2 separate regions of the Mus musculus genome follow, and region 1 is linked to region 2. A link is a loop called in an ENCODE intact Hi-C map of the cell type or tissue named here. Cell type or tissue: gastrocnemius. All regions are shown on one strand. Each heading gives the region's core, and the rest is flanking DNA. Links, peaks and the distances in the headings are about the cores only. Region 1 holds the start of Pramel11 (PRAME like 11). Region 2 has its middle 7.6 kb from the start of Pramel21.

Region 1 (8,341 bases), core at 228-8,227, 290 kb after region 2:
TGTGACATTAGCAAATCAAGGCCATCAAGCACAGCTTTAAGGGTCTCCAGGTCAGGAATCTCCATCAGGGCTCCCACAGGAAGGGTTGGGAAAGGCCATGCTGCCACCATCTGCCTTAGTATGTTAGGATGTCTGCTGGTGAATGCATCCTTGAAGAGTGGTGGGAAGAGTTGCACAGGCAGGTTCGGCAGAGCAGAGATGGTCAAGGCTTCATCTTTCAGCAGGCTTCTTCTTGCCAGCTGCTGGAGTGTTGGTGGGTCCTTGAAGCTCATTGTAGCTTTTAGATATGCAGATGATAAGGGAATAACCAAAGGAACAAATATTTCATCTAAAACACTTTTAGCAAGCCTCTTACCCCCCCCCCCTTCCCAATTACATAAACCATGATGTGGTCCAATCACTGGTCTGGTGACATTGAAAACCTTGTTATTCAGATATCTTTATCTTTCTCATTGCCAAAGATCCTTCAAGGTCCTCCTGGTAATATATAAGGACCCATTTCAACAGCTTTTCCCTGATATTCTGTGAGTCCTAATCTACTCTGTAACAGAAGACTCACGCTTGATTTTGACACTTTTGTGGGAAACAATTGTGCTTTTTCTACAACCAATGTAGCAATATATTGTATCAAACAGACACAAATTTTACTTCTATGAGATTTAGAAGCAGGAGCCATGCTGAGCTCTAATCTTTCTTTAAGAGGTAGAATGCATTGAGGTCCTGAACAGCCTGCTATTTGAAGAGGTCCTTCATCCTTCCATCACCTTTCCTCCCAACTTCATCAGAACAGGGTAACCTGAACCCTTCAGGTAAGCTTCCTCCCACCATCTTCCCTCCTCATTGAGTCCTCCCAGGCATTATAATCTGCCCAAAGCACCCTGAATTCCCTCTGGATATTCAATCTCCTACCACCTTCAGCAGACCTGTGGATCACAAACTATACAGGTATGCATCCATTCCCTCTCCTGCCTTCCCTGTTCACCTAGTCTTTTGGGGAAAGTCAAGCTACCTTGAGCAGCCTGCTATCTCAGAGGACCCCAATTCTCTTGCCACCTCTACTTCCACCTTAAACAGACTTGTAGATCCTGAACTATACATATAAGCCACTCATCTTCTCCACTTGATGGAGTTCTCTGCGACAAGTTAAGCTGCCATGAGCAGAGTTCTATCCCAAAGGAACCTACATTCTCTAGTGACCTCAAAGATGCTCATCCATGGCACAAAAACACTTGTTCAACTATGTTCATAGAAGCTTTCTGTTAATAGCCCCAAACGGGAAACAACCAGAGATGGTCACAGATGAAGACTGGTAAAGTAAATGGGTTACATCTCCACAATGGAATATTATTAAAATCAAAGACAGTATAAATTGTGCAGGCAAATGAATGGAATAGGAGAATATCATGCTAAGTAAGATGATAAATCCAGAAAGGACATGCATGGTATATCCTCACTAATAAGTGGATATTAGCCTCAAAATACAGGATACCCATGAAGACACAATGAAACTAACCAGAAGGAAGGACAAGTGAGAATGCTTGAATATCACATAGAAGGAAGATATAATAATCATAAGAGGCTGATTGAACAGAGACTAAAGGAACAGCCAAATAATAATGGCTCCAACATGAGACCATCCTCATGGACAAACACCAATTCCTAAAATTAATGATACTCTGTTATACTTCCAGACATGAAGTTAGAATACCTATTCTGAGAGGCTCCATCCTGAAGCTGACTCAGAGACCCATAGACAAAAAGTGAATGGAGCTTGAGGACTCCTATGGAATAGGGGGTAGGTCTGCAGGCATGGAAGGGAGTAGGAACTCTACAGGAAGACTGAAACTTTCAAGTAACATAGACCCTTGGGGCTCTCAGAGACTGAGCTACACTCAAAAGAGCATACAGAGACAGGACATAGTGTTACCCATGCATATGTAGCTTTAATGCAGCTTGGTTTCACATAGGCCCACACATATACTTAAGTGGTCTATGCCAAAAGCAGTTGCCTGTACGTGTAATATATTCTTGTAGTTGCTCTTCCATGTGGGACCACAGCAGGGGAGGAAGCACATAATCTTGCAGACTTAATGTACCAGGGTGGGGAGAGATCCATGAAGGGCCCACTCACTCAGACCAGAAGGCTAGGAGAGTGGGAGAAGTTTAAGGGAGGGCTTAGTGAGCTGGATTTAGAAAGTAAAATCAATCAATCAATTAAACAAGAGAATGAATGCTTCAGATTGTCAATTTGATGCTTTGCTTGAAATCATACCGAATTTTTCAGCCCTATAGAAGTTTCTTCCTTGACACTTATAAATCTATATCACTTTGAATTAAAATTTTTGAAAGGACAGTAGGTGAGGATATATGGTGATTGTCCAGTGTGCCAGAGTCTTGAATATTGCCTCCTTAGCCAATAAACAAGCAGGGCAGGATAGCCTCAGATCTCAGAAGGTAGAGGCTGAGCATTCAGTGTTTCATGACACTTGGCTACATACAGATTTCTTGCTATCCTGGGCTAAATGAGGTTGGCTGCTTCAAAATAACAACACAATAGCAAGCAAGCACAGGAAACAAACACACAAAGAACATTAAGATCAAATGTCAGATCAGGCAATGTCAGATGGGGTGTCCTGATGGGCATAAATGACTTACCTGCTTTGGACACAGCTCTCAGAAGCTCCAATCTCAGCAAGGTCAGGAAGTCACACCACACTCCAAGGCTCAGAGTGTCTTGTGGAGCCATTTGAGTCCTTATATACTCCTTCTCCCTCAAACCTCCATTTTTTAGCCACACCTCTCAGGCCAAAGTTACCATCTGATAGGATTATGAACTCTCCACCCACTTAATCTTATTTTGACATAGTTGAGTGAATCAGATCTTCATGAGGGAATGTATTGAACTGTCGTCTATGGTCCCAAGCCCATCCAGGATACTTCTCAAACTTTGAGCCCTGGGACTTTTTATTCTTCCATATTATTTTCAGCCTATTTCTCAGGTCTCTCTGAAACTATTATATAGCCTGAGCTAAGAGGTAGGTCTCAGTAACAGGATTGACTTGGTAGTAGGAGATAGGGTGTGCCCAGTATGATTAGATCTTTTGGCAGGCAAGTGAGGACCCATAAATGAAGAACCATTCACCAAGTCAGTGTTAAAACACCAAATACATCTCTTTCTCTGTTTGTTTTTCTCTCTGTCTCTATCCCTTTCTTTGTCTGTCTCCCTCATTCTCTGTCTCTGTCTCTGTCTCTGTCTCTGTCTCTCTCTCTCCTATCTTTATTTGATTTGATTTCTGTCCCAGATTTGCCTTTGAGTAAATCATTGGAGGAGATGAGTTCAAATCTGTTTAGAGTCTTTATGAATGCCTCAGTAGTTTCAAGAAGAGCTACTCTTCCACAGGAAGAACGTTGTATTCCTAGCTTCCATATGTCAGCTCATAACAATTTGCAACTCCAATCATAGGAGCTCTGTTACTCTCCTTGCTGACTTATAAGCATGGAAAACATATATGTCCCCCAAAATACTAAAAGAGCTTGATGTGTTATTGTGTTATAGGCCTTTAATACCAGATCTTGTGAGTCACAGAGTAATCTCTCTGAGTTCAAGGCCTGCATGCCATCTCTAGGGAGTTCAAGTCAAGTCTCAGCTACAAAGGAACACAATAACTCAAAACAAACAAACGAATTTCTAAAAAAGAAAAGAGAGCCAGGCAGTGGTGGTGCATGCCTTTAATCCTAGCCCTTGGGAGGCAGAAGTAGGCAGATTTCAGAGTTCCAGGCCAGCCTGGTCTACAGAGTGAGTTCCAGACAGCCAGGGCTATACAAAGAAACCCTGTCTCGAAAAACCAAGCAAGCAAGCAAGCAAGCAAGCAAGGAAGAAAGAAGGAAGGAAGGAAGGAAGGAAGAAGGAAGGAAGGAAGGAAAGAAAGAAAGAAAGAAAGAAAGAAAGAAAGAAAGAAAGAAAGAAAGAAAGGAAGGAAGGAAGAAAGAAAAAAAAGAAAAAAAGAAAGAAAGGAAAAAGAAAGAAGGAAGGAAGGAAGGAAGGAAGGAAGGAAGGACGGAAGGAAGGAAGGAAGGCAGGCAGGCAAGAAAGCAAGCAAGCAGAGAACCTAGTGTTTACATCTCGCACTTTAACCCTATCACACCACAGGAAGAAGCTGGGAGATCCCAAATGTGTTTGACACCAGTCTGTATAAGATATTTTTCATTACCTAGACTGAAATTGTTCCTTTTGGTAAAGCCAAAAACCTGAGAGTGGCCTGATAGTTATAAGCCCATTAACTAAACCAGTTTGATTCACTGAGTTTTATTTGTTCTTTAGTTAGTAGTAGTTTAGTTTTTAAATTTATTTTTGAGGAAGAGTCTTTCACTCTAACTGTAGTAATCTGATACTCCAATTAGCAACAATCCTCCAGCCTCAACATCCTACCCAGGAGGCTAGCTGTTGTGAGCCAACACCTGGCTGAGTTTTCTTCACAGGTGATATACATGGCTCTGAGTGTGTGGCACATTGGCTTTACTCTGCTCCTGACACTAGATATGCACTCAAAACCTCCTCAAATATCCTCTGAAAATGTGTGGCAACCATATTGTCACAAAAGCACATTCTCTTCTGGAATATGTAGGTGAATTGGAAGCTTTATCCTCTCAGCTTGTTATCTACTCAAAAGGCTGAGGCAGGAGGATGGCTTGTATCTATTTTTCCTAGGCAGTAATTCTAAAGATGCAGCCAATTGGAAATTATTCCTGAGAACCAGTAACCCTGATTCTCTCTCTACAGAGCTCTGGTTTCTATTCTATCTACATAATTTAGTTAAGTAGACATGCTGGGTTCTCCCCCTCTCTTCTCTCTATCTCTTTTCTCACACTCTATCTCTTCTCTCTCTTTCTAAAAATGTGTGTGACTGGGATGCCTGAGAGTGAGAACCTGTTATCTCTGGCCTCAGTGAGGCCCAGAGACCTAGGACTGCCCCTTGTCCACCACCTGCAGCCTGGATCCCTAGCTTCCCACAACCAGACACCAACATGGGGCAGTGTGGAAAACATATTGCAGTCTTCTGCATTTTCAAGGCCAGAGTACCGGAACTCTGGTGGGGTGAGGGTTTTCTCCTACTCCTTTTATTGCCCCATGCCTACTGCCCAGAAGAGTATTGCAGCATTGATCTTCAGGCAGAATTATTTGCAAATTTTGGAGGAACCACCAGTTTGATTTTCAAAGAGTGCAAAAGACATTAATGGCATGCCCATGAAAGTGACTTCACTTCCTTAGAACCATTTCTTCTATGTGACCTGACCTGCAATAGATAACATATAAAAGTTTTTCCCTACTTTGATGGTAGGGAAAAATATGTGGTCAGGCATGGTGACCAATGCCCTTAACCTCAGCAAAACAGAAGCAGAGGACAGCAGATTACTGTAACATCTTATGCAGCCTGGTCATCAAAGCACATTGCAGAGAAGCCAGGACTCCATAGTAAAACATTGTCTCAACAGACATATGGAGATAGAGTTGGTGCTGAGGGATGGTTCATAATTAAAGAGCATGTCTACTGTTTCAACGACCCCTGTATCACATATAAGCATTCATAGATTGAATACAGCATTCTATACTGCCAATGACAGGTAAGGCAGTATGCTTTTCTGGTCTCCACTGATACTGTGGAGATAGGATACAAAAGAGTAAGTGAAGGAAAACTCTCAGACACATGCAGGAAAGTTTATGTGGTTTCATTTTTTTCTACCTGATAAATACAGTCTGTGAATATGCATGTGATGTAGATAATATCAAATTCTGATATCTAGTAGAGATCAACCTCAAGGGGAATCTAACTCAAGTGTCCTATACCAGCTCTCACTTCTGTCTAGGACATCCCCATTGAGTAGTTCCTGAAAGGAACTGTTTCATGGACACCAGATAACAAAAGTGACGTTGAATCAGCGGAGCCACCAGACTATATGTTCATAAACATACCAATGAAAATTTTTTTTAAAGTATGAATTCTTTGATTTATTGCTACTGGTCATGGCTACAAAAGGAGTACAGAGGTCAGTTTAGCAAAATGTTACCAAAGCACAGACAGAAATCACAAATGAATAGTGACAACCCAGGTTTGGACAGAGCAAAGGCTGTAGAGAAGGAGAGAGATATTTGATATCCACTAGTGTTCTTTTACTACAAGATGATCTATGAAGAATATGGCCCCATAAACATTTGAGGTGAATGATGGGTAAGGTAGTCCAGCACTCATTGAGACAAAGTTGGTGAATGAGGAGCTCAAGTCCCATGTGCGATACAGGAGAGAATTTTTGAAAAGTAAATTAAAATGTAAAAGAAGCAGGAACACTCTCTTCTTTGCTCTATTGAATCTTTCTCTGATACTGTTGAGTCTATCATCTTTTGTTCCCATAGAAATTTGGTGTTATCATGGATAGCAATCCCCATATATCCGGAAAATTTGATTCATAGGAGGTAAATTGACATCAAAAACATTAGTTTCACAGTTGTTTAGATACAAGCCATTGGAGAGCAATACAAGAAAAGTGTTACAATGAGCAAGGGAAACATATAGGATAAATTTTCAAAATAGCTTTATTTGAATTGATCCCAATAGGTCATGGACCTCAGTGTGGCCCAGACAACACAGTCAATCTCCTCTACTCCCAACACTGCAACTGACTCAGACTGCCTCAAAACCCTCAAAATATGCATGAAGTTAGAACAAAGTTGTACAGTTCTCTCTACTACAATACAACTCATGTCACCATAGCAATCCAGAGAGGAAGGATGCATCTCCATGATTCAATTCACACTGGAATAACAATGGAATATCCTCAATTACAGTTTCTCTCCCTCTCCATCTCCCTCTTCCTCTCCCTCTCCCTCTCCCTCTTCCTTCTCCCTCTCCCTCTCTCATACACACATACACACACACACACACACACACACACACACACACACACACACACACACCATATTCGGGGACCCACCACTACCAAAACCTTCCTGTATGTCTGTGGTATACTGGGACTGCCCAAGCTAGCTGGTATAAAATACTCTGCTGTGAGTTGCATCCAATCTGCTCCTGTCTACTTTTCAGAGTTCAAACAATTCCTCACCTCTACAGGAGTTGCCTCACTCGCACTGCCAAATATGCCATTCAGCCCCAAATTAAACAACAAAATATTTCAGAATAGCTGATCAGACAGTGAAACCTGATACTGTGCTATTTACAGAAAAAAAATTCTATATGTGGTAAGACCAAGCACTTAACACACACCTTTAATCTCTTGGATAGAATGTGGATACACCTGTAGTAAACAACTTTAATACCAAAATAATTAAGGTAAAGTTAGTTTGTTGTAGAATGAAGCACCCATATTTGAAAGTAATGTCTAATTGAGTGGCAGACAAAGTGACAAATCAAAGAAAGATGTCCAACCATCTTGAACAGAAAGAGGAGAGAGAAATTACTTGAGGGGCAGTAAAGACAGACAGAGCAAGCACTTATGTTGAAAGAATTCTACAGAGACAATTTCCAGAGAGTAAACAAGCTACACACATGGGAAAACACAATGAGCAAGAGAATGAAAAGGATAATGAGTTTAAAATATATTTTTAAAGTTAGTATGAGAAATATGCAGTCAAAAGACCAGAGAAGTCAGATTGAATCAATCAGCTCAGGCAGAGTTTGAAGAAGAAAAGATGAGTTGAACCAGTCAGACACAGTTCAGAAAGTATAAGAAAGGCTAAGCTTGTTCAGTAGAATACTTCAAAGGCTGAAAACATTCTAGATATAAATGAGATTGTACAGAGTCTAGAAGCATCTAGGACTAGAACTAAGTTAGCAGAGTGAAAGAGTGAGCCTCCAAGATGACAATTACAACAGGAGGATAAAAGATGTTAACAAAAAAACAAAAATACAGGAGCTAACAGATATTGTAAACCAAATGGACATAACAAATACTATACAACATTTCATTGAAACACCAAAGAATATACATGCTTCTCAGCACTCAACAACTTTCTCCAAAATTAACCACATACTTGGTCAAAAAGCAAATCTCAACAGATACAAAATGAGACACTGTGAAACTAACAGAAGTTATTAAACAAATGGATTTAACTGATATCTATAGAACATTTTATCCTAAAACAAAAGAAAATACCCTTTTCTCAGCATGTCATGATACCTTTTCCAAAGTTGGCCATATAATCGGTCACAAAACAGGCCTCAAAAATACAAAAATATTGAAATGATCCCATGCAGCCGATCAGATCACCACGGACTAAGGCTGATCTTCAATAACAACATAAATAATAGAAAGCCAACTGTAGTGGCTA
Region 2 (8,341 bases), core at 293-8,292:
TGAAGAACTGAGTGGGAATTTTGATGGTGATTGCATTGAATCTGTAGATTGCTTTTTGCAAGATAGCCTTTTTTACTATATTAATCCTGCCAATCCATGAGCATGGGAGATATTTCTATCTTCTGAGATCTTCTTTGATTTTTATCTTCAGAGACTTGATGTTCATATCATGGTCTTTCACTTTCTTAGTTAGAGTCACACCAAGGTATTTTATATTATTTGTGATTATTGTGAAGGGTGTTGTTTCCCTAATTTCTGTCTCAGCCTATTTAGCCTTTGTGTAGAGAAAGGCCATTGATTTGTTTGAGTTAATTTTATATCCAGCTCCTTCACTGAAGCTTTTAATTAGGTTTTGGAGTTCTCTGGTGTTATTTTTAGGGTTGCGCACAGTAGTATAATATCATCTGCAAATAGTGATGTTTTGATTACTTCCTATCCAATTTGTATCCCCTTGATCACCTTTTGTTGTCTAATTGCTCTAGCTAGGACTTCAAGTACTATATTGATTAGTTAGGGAGAGAGTGGGCAACCTTGTCTAGTCCCTCCCTGGTTGTAGTGCCATTGCTTCCCACTTCTCTCCATTTACTTTGATGTTGGCTAATAGTTTGCTGTATATCGCTTTTATTATGTTTAGATATGGGTCTTGAATTGCTAATCTTTCTAAGACTTTTATCATGAATGGGTGTTGGATTTTGTCAAATGTTTTCTCAGCATCTAATAAGATGGTCATGTGTTTTTCATCTTTGAGTTTGTATATAGTGGATTATGTTGTCTAATTGTTAACAAAATCCACTATAAATTGATGGATTTCCATAAATTGAACCATCCTTGCATTTCTGGGATGAAGCCGGCTTGGTCACGATGGATGATCATTTTCATGTGTTCTTGGTTTCAGTTTTCAAGAATTTCATTGAGTATTTTTGCATCAATATTCATAAGGGAAATTGGTCTGAAGTTCTCTTTCTTTGTTGGGTCTTTGGGTGGTTTAGGTATCAGAGTAATTGTACCTTCATAGAATGAATTACAGAGAGTACCTTCTGTTTCTACTTTGTGGAAAAGTTTGAGGAGTATTGAAATTAGGTCTTCTTTGGAGGTCTGATAGAACTCTGCACTAAAACCATTTTGTCTTTGGCTTTTTCTGTTTGGGAGACTATTAATGACTGTTTCTATTTCTTTAGCGGATATAGGATTGCTTAGTTTGTTAATCTGATCCTGATTTAACTTTGGTACCTGGTGTCTGTCTAGAAAATTGTCCATTTCAAACAGATTTTCCAGTTGTGTTGAGTATAGGCTTTTCTAGTAGGATCTGACAAATTTTTTGGATTTCCATAGATTCTGTTGATATTTCTCCCTTTTCATTTCGGATTTTGTTAATTATGATACTGCCCATGTTCCCTCTAGTTAGTCTGATTTGTGCTTATCTATCTTGATTTTCTTAAAGAACCAGCCCCTGGTTTGTTTGATTCTGCGTATATTTCTTTTTGTTTCTATTTGGTTCATTTCAGCCCTGAGTTTGATTATTTCCTGTTGTCTACTCCTCTTTTTTGAATTTGCTTCCTTTTGTCCTAGTGCTTTTATGTGTGCTATTAAGCTGCTAGTGTATGCTCTCTCCAGATTCTTCTTGGAGGCACTCAGTGCTATGAGTTTTACTCTTAGGACAGCTTTCATTCTGTCCCATAAGTTTGGGTATGTTGTGTCTTCATTTTCATTAAGTTCTGAAAAGGCTTTAATTTCTTTCTTTCTTTTTTCTTTGACCAAGTTATCATTGAGTAGAGTTTTGTTCAGTTTCCACGTGAATGTTGGGTATTAGTCAGGGTTCTCTAGAGTCACAGAAATTATGGATAGTCTCTAGATAGTAAAGGAATTTATTGATGACTTACAGTCGGCAGCCCAATTCCCAACAATGGTTCAGTTGCAGCTGTGAATGGAAGTCCAAGGATCTAGCAGTTACTCAGTCTCACGCAGCAAGCAGGTGAAGGAGCAAGAGCTAGACTCCCTCCTTCCAATGTCCTTATATTGTCTCCAGCAGAAGGTGTAGCCCAGATTAAAGGTGTGTTCCTTGAACTCGGAGATTTAATCTTCTGGAATCCATAGCCACTATGGCTCAAGATCTCCATACCAAGATCCAGATAAGGATCTCCAAGCCTCCAGATAAGGGTCACCTGGTAAGCCTTCCAATTCCGAGTTGTAGTTCATTCCAAATATAGTCAAGTTGACAACCAGGAATAGCCACTACAGTTGGCTTTCTATTATTTATGTTGTTATTGAAGATCAGCCTTAGTCCGTGGTGATCTGATCGGATTCATGGGATCATTTCAATATTTTTGTATTTTTGAGGCCTGTTTTGTGACCAATTATATGGCCAACTTTGGAAAAGGTATCATGACATGCTGAGAAAAGGGTATTTTCTTTTGTTTTAGGATAAAATGTTCTATAGATATCAGTTAAATCCATTTGTTTAATAACTTCTGTTAGTTTCACAGTGTCTCATTTTGTATCTGTTGAGATTTGCTTTTTGACCAAGTATTTGGCTAATTTAGGAGAAAGTTGTTGAGTGCTGAGAAGCATGTATATTCTTTGGTGTTTCAATGAAATGTTGTATAGTATTCGTTATGTCCATTTGGTTTACAATATCTGTTAGCTCCTGTATTTTTGTTTTTTGTTAACATCTTTTATCCTCCTGATGTAATTGTCATCTTGGAGGTTCACTGCCTCACTCTGCTAACTTAGTTCTAGTCCTAGATGCTTCTAGACTCTGTACAATCTCATTTAGATCTAGAATGTTTTCAGCCTTTGAGATTTTCTACTGAACAAGCTTAGCCTTTCTTATACTTTCTGAACTGTGTCTGACTGGTTCAACTCATCGTTTCTTCTTCAAACTGTGCCTGAGCTGATTGATTCAATCTGACTTCTCTGGTCTTTTGACTGCATATTTCTCATACTAACTTTAAAAATATATTTTAAACTCATTATCCTTTTCATTCTCTTGCTCATTGTGTTTTCCCATGTGTGTAGCTTGTTCACTCTCTGGAAATTGTCTCTATAGAATTGTTTCAACATAAGTGCTTGCTCTGTCTGTCTGTACTGCCCCTCAAGTAGTTTCTCTCTCCTCTTTCTGTTCAAGATGGTTGGGCATCTTTCTTTGATTTGTCACTTTGTCTGCCACTCAATTAGACATTACTTTAAAATATGGGTGCTTCATTCTACAACAAACTAACTTTACCTTAATTATTTTGGTATTAAAGTTGTTTACTAAGGGTGTATCCACATTCTATCCAAGAGATTAAAGGTGTGTGTTAAGTGCTTGGTCTTACCACATCTAGATTTTTTTTTTCTGTAAATAGCACAGTATCAGGTTTCACTGTCTGATCAGCTATTCTGAAATATTTTGTTGTTTAATTTGGGGCTGAATGGCATGTTTGGCAGTGTGAGTGAGGCAACTCCTGTAGAGGCAAGGAATTGTTTGAACTCTGAAAAGTAGACAGGAGCAGATTGGATGCAACTCACAGCAGAGTATTTTATACTAGCTAGTTTGGGCAGTCCCAGTATACTACAGACATGCAGGAAGGTTTTGGTAGTGGTGGGTCCCCAAATATGGTGTGTGTGTGTGTGTGTGTGTGTGTTTGAGAGAGGGAGAGGGAGAGGGAGAGGGAGAGGGAGAGGGAGAGGGAGAGGGAGAGGGAGAGGGAGAGGGAGAGGGAGAGGGAGAGGGAGAGGGAGAGGGAGAGAGAGACTGTAATTGAGGATATTCCAGTGTTATTCCAGTGTGAATTGAATCATGGAGATGCATCCTTCCTTTCTGGATTGCTATGGTGACATGCGTTGTATTGTAGTAGAGAGACTGTACAACTTTGTTCTAACTTCATGCATATTTTGAGGGTTTTGAGACAGTCTGAGTCAGTTGCAGTGTTGGGAGTAGAGGAGATTCACTGCGTTGTCTGGGCCACACTGAGATCCATGACCTATTGGGATCAATTCAAATAAAGCTATTTTGAAAATTTATCCTATATGTTTCCCTTGCTCATTGTAACACTTTTCTTGTATTGCTCTCCAATGGCTTGTATCTATACAACTGTGAAACTAATGTTTTTGATGCCAATTTACCTCCTATGAATCAAATTTTCTGGATATATGGGGATTGCTATCCAGAATAACACCAAATTTCTATGGGAACAAAAGATGATAGACTCAACAGTATCAGAGAAAGATTCAATAGAGCAAAGAAGAGAATGTTCCTTATATTTTAATTTACTTTTCAAAAATTCCCTCCTGTATCCCACATGGGACTTGAGCTCCTCATTCACCAACTTTGTCTCAATGAGTGCTGGACTACCTTACCCATCATTCACCTCAAATGTTTATGGGTTCATATTCTTCATAGATCATCTTGTAGTAAAAGAACACTAGTGGATATCAAATATCTCTCTCCTTCTCTACAGCCTTTGCTCTGTCCAAACCTGGGTTGTCACTATTCATTTGTGATTTCTGTCTGTGCTTTGGTAACATTTTTCTAAACTGACCTCTGTACTCCTTTTGTAGCCATGACCAGTAGCAATAAAAGCAAAGAATTCATACTTTAAAAAAAATCTTTGTTGGTATGTTTATGAACATATAGTCTGGTGGCTCCATTGATTCAATATCACTTTTGTTATCTGGTGTCCATGAAACAGTTCCTTTTAGGAACTACTCAATGGGGATGTCCTAGACAGAAGTGAGAGCTGGTATAGGACACTTGAATTAGATTTCCCTTGAGGTTGATCTCTACTAGATATCAGAATTTGATATTATCTACATCACATGCATATTCACAGACTGTATCAGGTAGAAAAAAATGAAACCACATAAACTTTCCTGCATGTATCTGAGAGTTTTCCTTCACTTACTCTTTTGTATCCTATCTCCACAGTATCAGTGGAGACCAGAAAAGTGTACTGCCTTACCTGTCATTGGCAGTATAGAATGCTGTATTCAATCTATGAATGCTTATATGTGATACAGGGGTCGTTGAAACAGTAGACATGCTCTTTAATTATGAACCATCCCTCAGCACCAACTCTATCTCCATATGTCTGTTGAGACAATGTTTTACTATGGAGTCCTGGCTTCTCTGCAATATGCTTTGATGACCAGGCTGCATAAGATGTTACAGTAATCTGCTGTCCTCTGCTTCTGTTTTGCTGAGGTTAAGGGCATTGGTCACCATGCCTGACCACATATTTTTCCTACCATCAAAGTAGGGAAAAACTTTTATATGTTATCTATTGCAGGTCAGGTCACATAGAAGAAATGGTTCTAAGGAAGTGAAGTCACTTTCATGGGCATACCATTAATGTCTTTTGCACTCTTTGAAAATCAAACTGGTGGTTCCTCCAAAATTTGCAAATAATTCTGCCTGAAGATCAATCCTGCAATATTCTTCTGGGCAGTAGGCATGGGGCAATAAAAGGAACTCACCCCACCAGAGTTCCGGTACTCTGGCCTTGAAAATGCAGAAGACTGCAATATATTTTCCACACTGCCCCATGTTGGTGTCTGGTTGTGGGAAGCTAGGGATCCAGGCTGCAAGTGGTGGACAAGGGGCAGTCCTAGGTCTCTGGGCCTCACTGAGGCCAGAGATAACAGGTTCTCACTCTCAGGCGTCCCAGTCACACACATTTTTAGAAAGAGAGAGAAGAGATAGAGTGTGAGAAAGGAGACAGAGAGAAGAGAGGGGGAGAACCCAGCATGTCTACTTAACTAAATTATGTAGATAGAATAGAAACCAGAGCTCTGTAGAGAGAGAATCAGGGTTACTGGTTCTCAGGAATCATTTCCAATTGGCTGCATCTTTAGAATTACTGCCTAGGAAAAATAGATACAAGCCATCCTCCTGCCTCAGCCTTTTGAGTAGATAACAAGCTGAGAGGATAAAGCTTCCAATTCACCTACATATTCCAGAAGAGAATGTGCCTTTGTGACAATATGGTTGCCACACATTTTCAGAGGATATTTGAGGAGGTTTTGTGTACATATCTAGTGTCAGGAGCAGAGTAAAGCCAATGTGCCTCACACTCAGAGCCATGTATATCACCTGTGAAGAAAACTCAGCCAGGTGTTGGCTCACAACAGCTAGCCTCCTGGGTAGGATGTTGAGGCTGGAGGATTGTTGCTAATTGGAGTATCAGATTACTACAGTTAGAGTGAAAGACTCTTCCTCAAAAATAAATTAAAAAAACAGTATATAAAGAGCTACTAACTAAAGAACAAATAAAACTCAGTGAATCAGACTGGTTTAGTTAATGGGCTTGTAACTATCAGGCCACTCTCAGGTTTTTGGCTTTACCAAAAGGAACAATTTCAGTCTAGGTAATGAAAAATATCTTATACAGACTGGTGTCAAACACATTTGGGATCTCCCAGCTTCTTCCTGTGGTGTGATAGGGTTAAAGTGCGAGATGTAAACACTGGGTTCTCTGCTTGCTTGCTTTCTTGCCTGCTTGCCTGCCTGCCTGCCTTCCTTCCTGCCTTCCTTCCTGCCTTCCTTCCTGCCTTCTTTTCTTCCTTCCTTCCTTCCTTCCTTCCTTCCTTCCTTCCTTCCTTCCTTCCTTCCTTCCTTCCTTCCTTCCTTCCTTCCTTCCTTCCTCCCTTCCTTCTTTTTTCTTTCTTTCTTCTTTTTTTTTCTTTCTTTCTTTCTTTCTTTCTTCTTCTTCTTCTTCTTCTTCTTCTTCTTCTTCTTCTTCTTCTTCTTCTTCTTCTTCTTCTTCTTCTTCTTCTTCTTTCTTTCTTTCTTTCTTTCTTTCTTTCTTTCTTTCTTTTTGGTTTTTCAAGACAGGGTTTCTCTGTGTAGCCCTGGCTGTCTGGAACTCACTCTGTAGACCAGGCTGGCCTGGAACTCTGAAATCTGCCTACTTCTGCCTCCCAAGTGCTAGGATTAAAGGCATGCACCACCACTGCCTGGCTCTGTTTTCTTTTTTTGAAATTCATTTGTTTGTTTTGAGTTATTGTGTTCTTTTGTAACTGAGACTTGACTTGAACTCCCTAGAGATGGCATGCAGGCCTTGAACTCAGAGAGATTACTCTGTGACTCACAAGATCTGGTATTAAAAGCCTATAACACAATAACACATCAAGCTCTTTTAGTATTTTTGGGGGCATATATGTTTTCCATGCTTATATGTTAGCATGCACTACCCTAAGTCGGCAAGGAGAGTGACAGAGCTCCTATGATTGGAGTTGTAAATTGTTATGAGCTGACATATGGAAGCTAGGAATACAACATTCTTCCTGTGGAAGAGTAGCTCTTCTTGAAACTACTGAGGCATTCATAAAGACTCTAAACAGATTTGAACTCATCTCCTCCAATGATTTACTCAAAGGCAAATCTGGGACAGAAATCAAATCAAATAAAGATAGGAGAGAGAGAGACAGAGACAGAGACAGAGACAGAGAACGAGGGAGACAGACAAAGAAAGGGATAGAGACAGAGAGAAAGACAAAGAGAGAAAGAGATGTATTTGGTGTTTTTTTTTTTTGGATATAAATATTTATTTAAGAAATAAAAAAAAAGAGTGATGATAACTTCACCAAAGAATACAAGAAAGTTTAGAAGTACTTACTCAAAAGTTAGAATGGAGAGAAATTTTCCAGTGTGTACATGAAAATTTGGTTTGCTTTTCCATACATATGTACTACTGTAAAATCAAACCAACATTTCTAATACAAGAGGCCACATCTGCCACCTCCCACCCTGTATATAGCATAAAGGTAAAGTGCAAATGTCAGTGTAACCCAGGCTTTTATTAGTAATACTAAATCCATATTATAACATTTTCCAAATACAGATACTAATAAATTCAAATAAACCTTTAGTTTACTAAGAGAAAGGAAACACTAGAATGTAAGGTGACAGAGGCACCACATTTTGCCAAGGCCTGTAACTGGTGCAGCATACATAGATCTAGGGGGTCTAGAGTTACAGCAGGACGGTTATTCTCAGCCTCTGGCAGAGGTAGGCAAGCATGGAACACTTGGCATGGGCTTTCTGCTTCAGCTTCTTGGTACTGCAGTGTATTATGCATTTTAAAAGGACATCTCTAAATGTATAAATAACTCATTTCAGTCATGTCTCCAGAACTTTTCAGTCTTTAATCAATCTAACAAATATTAACTATGACATATGCTTTTGAATTAATAAATTAAGATCATATTATCTTCGGCAAGAAAAGTTTTCTCAAGTTTTTAAATAAAAATGTTCAGAACTACTGGTAAAGAGTTGTTTATACATATCACAGTTCACAAGCCAATATTAATGCTGATAGTCAACATGAAAACAAAGTACAATTTTAAGGGGATGTTTTCCAGG

The links. Hi-C counts contacts between places; a loop is a spot of excess contacts. Peaks named below come from ENCODE experiments on the same cell type or tissue, not always from the same donor. Only the 100,000 strongest peaks of a DNase experiment are listed, where the experiment ranks them.
Region 1: a loop joins it to region 2, with 22 times the contacts of the local background. A loop is called at or near these places in 21 of 42 quality-filtered maps.

Annotation. Positions count from the first base shown.
Region 1 is chr4:143,897,654-143,905,994 of GRCm38, forward strand. It overlaps Pramel11 (PRAME like 11), which reads right to left and starts at 2,727. Exons shown (of 6, transcript NM_001085414.2): 1 at 2,656-2,727; 2 at 1-277. The coding sequence starts at 272. In gastrocnemius, for the core only: no CTCF peak of the experiment used is centred there; no DNase peak of the experiment used is centred there.
Region 2 is chr4:143,603,240-143,611,580 of GRCm38, forward strand. It overlaps the pseudogene LOC100044633. Among named protein-coding and RNA genes, the nearest start is that of Pramel21, 7.6 kb to the right of the region's middle. In gastrocnemius, for the core only: no CTCF peak of the experiment used is centred there; no DNase peak of the experiment used is centred there.